2 separate regions of the Homo sapiens genome follow, and region 1 is linked to region 2. Evidence: chromatin contacts called from ENCODE Hi-C or POLR2A ChIA-PET data. All regions are on one chromosome and are shown on one strand. The core of a region is the stretch at or near the end of the contact, and the rest is flanking DNA. Distances in the headings are between cores, read along the strand shown. Region 1 holds the start of SLC25A31 (solute carrier family 25 member 31). Region 2 holds the start of PLK4 (polo like kinase 4).

Region 1 (2,700 bases), core at 152-2,651, 150 kb before region 2:
CATGTATGATATCACAACAGACTGAATGCAAAAGCAGTAATGTGAATCTAGCTGTCTTTTATTAAATCAGACATTAGAGATTCAAAAATATAAAACAATACTATTTTTCTACTACATTTTTTATTTAAAAGTCGTACTTATGCTATCCTGTAATGGATTATTTTTATTTTAAATGAATTAAATATTTTTAAATCGTGTTTTAATTTCTGAGTGGTAAATGCCAATATACATAATAAAAACGGAAGCTTCATTGTGTCTTCAATAATTTTTTTTAAGAGACAGGGTCCTGCTCTGTTGCCCAGGCTGGAGCACAGTGGTGAGATAATAACTCACTGCAGCCTACAACTCCAGGGCTCAAGCATTTCTCCTGTCTTAGCCTCCTAAGTAGCTATACTTAGGACTACAGGCTTGTGCAGCCACGCCCAGCTATTTTTTTTTTTGTAAAGGAGGGGTCTCACTATGTTGCCCAGGCTGGACTTGGCCCAAAGTTTTGGGATTACTGGTACCTGGCCTTCAATAATTTTTCAGAGTGAAAAAGAGGGGTCCTGCAATCGAAAAGTTTGTGAACTACTCTTCTAGATAGGTCATTGGCCCTCAACCCTAGAATTAGAATTACTTCAAACACTAGAATTACCTGGAGAATTTAAATACTGATGCCAGGCCTCACTTCTAGACGTTCTGATTTAATGTGCAGGGCCTAATCCCAAGCATCAATTTGAAAAACAAAACAAAACACCCCTCATCCCCTTGAATGTGCAGTCTGGATTGAGAACCACTGCTCTGGATATTATCAATTTAAATACAATATGAAAAAGAGGAACATGTATTATGCTATGGGGGCACAATCATCAAAACGACACAGAAAGTGACTAGACAAAGGATCCCTGCTTAATTAAAGGAACAGATTAAAGCAATTTCCAAGGGAATTTGAAGCATTAACAGGCACATAGGGTGAAATTTAAGGGGAACATCACTTGAATCACACAACAGGTAAGACTGTCTTTTTTAAGATGCCAAGAAAGGTCAAAGGAACCATCTCTGGTCAAAAAAAACGTAACGGATTAAAGCGATTAAGAAAGTGAAGGGGGTAACACTAGGAACTAAAACTAAATTCTGTTAATCTCACACCGCTGGTTTACTGCTCTGGCCTAGTCTCAGCTACTAAATTTCTTCACACAGAACTGGCTCTCCTCGGCCCCTCCCCTCGCCTTTCCTGCTCAATGCTCACCGCCTCCGGACCCCTCCCTCATCAGAAAGCCCAGGCTCCGCTCGTAGAAGTGCGCAGGCGTCACCGCGCATCCAGGAGCCACGTGTCAGGAGTCACGTGTCAGGTGTCACGTGTCAGGCGTCACGTGGCTGGAGGCCGTTGGAGCGCCTGCGCAGCTTTTCCGCACGCGCCTCGCCGGCGCGCGGCTCTCTCAGCGTCCCAAGAGCCACTTTCTCGCCAGTACGATGCTGCAGCGGTTTTCCGGTTTTCCGCTTCCCTTCATCGTAGCTCCCGTACTCATTTTTAGCCACTGCTGCCGGTTTTTATATCCTTCTCCATCATGCATCGTGAGCCTGCGAAAAAGAAGGCAGAAAAGCGGCTGTTTGACGCCTCATCCTTCGGGAAGGACCTTCTGGCCGGCGGAGTCGCGGCAGCTGTGTCCAAGACAGCGGTGGCGCCCATCGAGCGGGTGAAGCTGCTGCTGCAGGTGCAGGCGTCGTCGAAGCAGATCAGCCCCGAGGCGCGGTACAAAGGCATGGTGGACTGCCTGGTGCGGATTCCTCGCGAGCAGGGTGCGTCAAGGCAGGCCGCCCCGACAGCCTCTCCCGGCGCCCTCGTCAGCTTCCCAGAGAAGAGGGTGGCTGGGAGGGGCATGATTGTGGGCCCCACAACCACAGCTACAGCTGTCGGTGATGAATTTGCTTCTTACCCTTCCAGAATTTAGTTTCTGAACCTAACAGGCTCTGCTTTTCCAGGGCCGCGTTGGTCCTGACCAAGTCCTGGTACCGGGGAGACCACTGCCTTCTCTTTCTCTAAATCTGCAGTGCGATTTACACCTTGGTGCACCTGTGCCAGGTCCAGAAGGAGAGTGGTTGACCTCCCAGGATTGAGGGAGATGCCATTAGGCACTCTGCTATAACTAGTGCTCTAAGTTGCTTAAATATTTGTTGGTATAATCACCCCACTATGCTCCAGCATGGGCGACAGAGGAGACCTTGAGTCAAAATCTATATGTATATTTGTTGAAATAGTATGTCTAAGAGAAGTACAAATATGGGAGCACTAGGGCTTACCAGTACTCTGAAACCTATTAGTGAAAAGAGGTTCTGCTTATTCTACTGAAGACCAAGGGGGTACTTCGTTCTGCCCAAAATTCAAGGGGGCCCTAAAAAAAAAAAACCCAACCCTCAGTCATCAAGATAAAAAGTATTTTAAGGCCAGGCGCGGTGGCTCACGCCTATAATCCTAGCACTTTGGAAGGCCGAGGCGGGCGGATCACTTGAGCTCGAGCTCAGGAGTTCTAGACAAGCCTGACTAACATGGCGAAACCCAGTCTATGCTAAATATACAAAAATTAGCCGGGCGTGGTGGCGCACGCCTGCAGTCCCAGCTACTTGCGGGACCCTGATGCGGGGATTTCAGGGAGCCCAGATCGCGCCACCGCACTCCAGCCTGGATGAAGGAGTGAGACCCTGTCTCAAAAAAACAAACAA
Region 2 (2,700 bases), core at 186-2,685:
AAAAGATATGGTAACTAAATACGGTATGTGATCCTGTACTAGATCTATACTGGAAGGAAAAAATGTTAAATAAAGACATTACTGGAACAATTGACAAATCGGAATATGAACTGTAGATTAGATTAAATATAAATATTGTATCAATGCTAAATATCCTTAATTTGATAAACATACAAGAGGATACCCTGGTTCTTAAGAAATTCACACTTTAGAAATAAGGGGTATAAGAGCATAGTGTATGTAACCTATTTTAGAATGATTCATAAAATACAAATAATAGGCTTATTTATATATTTATACATGTATATTACACATGAAGAATAGTAAAAACAAGTGTGGCAAAATGTTAAGAATTGGTTAATCTGAGTAAAGGACAACAGGAGTTCTCTATTATTTTTACAACTTTTCTGTAAGCTTAAAATTATTTGAAACTAAAAAGTTTAAAAAAAAAAATGGGCCGGGCATGGAGGCTCACGCCTGTATTCCTAGCACTTTGGGAAGCCGACGCAGGCGGATCACCTGAGGTCAGGAGTTCGAGACCAGCCTGGCCAACATGGTGAAACCCCGTCTCTACTAAAAATACAAAAATTAGCCAGTCGTGGTGGCGCGTACCTGTAAATCCCAGCTACCCGGGAGACTGAGGAAGGAGAATCGCTGGAACCCAGGAGATGGAGGCTGCAGTGAGCCGAGATCGAGTCACTGCACTCCAGCCTGGGCGACAGAGCGAGACTCCATCTCAAAAGAAAAAAGAAAAAGAAAAAGAAATACACACTAACATCAAGGAAAAGAGCTTTCACTTAATAACAGAAGATCTAAGTTTGTGCGCTACTTCTGTTTGTTAAATATCCTTCCTTAAGCATCACACTTTTCTCACCTGCAAAACACCATCCCAAACTTACAGAGGTCTCTTTTGATCCATACAAATTATGTGTATGAGAGATCTAACTGTAAATTATTATACAAATGACATTATAATATTAAATACTTAGGAGTTTGCCAAAATAAAGAATGGAGTTCGTTTTCTTAAGGTACCGTACACATTAACTACAGTTATAACAAACTACGGAATAAGCGGTAGTGGTGTAAACGGTGTTCCTTAAAGGAAGGTAATGTTTTTTGCCCTGTTCCGTCAAGTCTTAAACGCTTGACATTTTAAAATAGTTTTAAACCCTTTCCGGAATTAGAAGTGGTATTTCGGACCGTGAAGTAACCGATCAGCCATAAGTGTCCCATCTTTAAGGCCTGCTCTTTTACCCGTCTTGCAGAAGTTCTTCCGAGAGTGGGCCCGAGACAGCCTCCCGCCCGAACTAAACTCTCCGCAGCGCTTCCGGCCCTTGGCCCCGAAGTCTAGAACCCTGGGCCGGCCGCAAAGGAAGGTCTGCCGCGCATGCGCGCCCCGGCGCAGCCTATCCGGAGCGATCCATCTCGTTACGTCACCACCAGCCTAGCTCGGACGGCAAGCGGCGGGAGATTTTCAAAATGGGAGCCCAGAGGCACCGCCCAGGCCTCGGAAGGTGTCAGGGAGAACTTTCCGTGGTTTCAGCGTCGTCGCCTGGAGCGGCGGTTTAGAGAGCCGAGCCTGATGGGCGCCAAGGCCGGCTGGCTGCTTGGAGCGCTGCCTCGAAGGGACTGCGTGAAGGAAGCTAATCCGGAGAACCCAGGCCAGAGCCTGGAAATATGGCGACCTGCATCGGGGAGAAGATCGAGGTGAAAAGACTCGGCAGTCTGCAGCGGGGCGGGTGGGAGTAATTGTGGGAGGACACGAGACCGCTGTGGGAAGGGGAGCGAACGAAGCTAACGGCTGCGGGGCGGGCACCGAGGTGCTTAGGGAGGGTCCCAACGGCCCAGACCCCTGCTGTTTAGGGGCGGAGCGGCCCGCCCCTCAAGAGACAAGAGTAGGGAAGGCGGGACAGGTGAGTCCCTCCCCGCCCGGCAGTGTCCCGAGGCACTGCGGCTTTCTTTCAGCAATCCCGCCCGAGCTACCGCGTTAGAGCAGGGCAGGGCTACCTCCCACTTCTCCAAGGGGATGGCGGTTATCTCCGGCGGGAGCTGCGGCGGGATTCTGACCGAGCCCTCCGCTCCCGGGGATTGGCTGGAGATGGGAGGAGGGCGCTTAGGCTGCACTGAGGTTGAGGAACCAGATCACTAGGGTGCACCATCACCCTGAGCTTCCAGTCCAGCCTGGAAGCGCAGGTATCCCCGCACGGAGTCAACATGCCTTCCACCCTAGACACCTGCTGCATCGAGGTGTAATACCCGCTTGAATTTTGTCAAATTCCCCACTCGATCCATTTTATCTTCTTTTTCCAGCCCCTTCCCATCTTCCTTTCTACTGTGAGTCATCACACATAATCTTTAATTTTAACTTTTAAGGATTTTAAAGTTGGAAATCTGCTTGGTAAAGGATCATTTGCTGGTGTCTACAGAGCTGAGTCCATTCACACTGGTTTGGAAGTTGCAATCAAAATGGTAAGAATAAACTAATCAACTTCTCTCCTGTACTTTGCAAGTAACTAGAGAGGTATCAGAGATGTCAGAAACTCCTTGTCTACTAGCCTTTCCTTTGATTATAGTGTAAGGAACACTTTACATAGGCAGAAGACAATAGTGCCAAGTCCAGCCGTTGAACTTAAAAATATTTTAGGAAAGCCTTGACCTTGCTTAAGTAAGTTTTATCTTCATTAATGTTCAGTAGACCTC

What was found. Hi-C counts contacts between places; a loop is a spot of excess contacts on that map. ChIA-PET counts read pairs that join two places held with the same protein, here RNA polymerase II (POLR2A). Pooled maps may share reads with other maps.
Region 1: a loop to region 2 is called in a pooled map, with 2.2 times the contacts of the local background. The contact joins the promoter of SLC25A31 here to the promoter of PLK4 in region 2. A Hi-C loop is called at or near these places in 1 of 50 pooled maps. POLR2A ChIA-PET finds 5 or more read pairs at or near these places in 5 of 52 experiments (HCT116, HEK293, WTC11 and 1 more).

Annotation. Positions count from the first base shown.
Region 1 is chr4:127,728,999-127,731,698 of GRCh38, forward strand. It overlaps SLC25A31 (solute carrier family 25 member 31), which reads left to right and starts at 1,402. Exons shown (of 6, transcript NM_031291.4): 1 at 1,402-1,779. The coding sequence starts at 1,548. RefSeq lists a silencer at 1,122-1,279.
Region 2 is chr4:127,879,458-127,882,157 of GRCh38, forward strand. PLK4 (polo like kinase 4) reads left to right here and starts at 1,436. Exons shown (of 16, transcript NM_014264.5): 1 at 1,436-1,707; 2 at 2,374-2,469. The coding sequence starts at 1,678. RefSeq lists an enhancer at 1,520-1,759.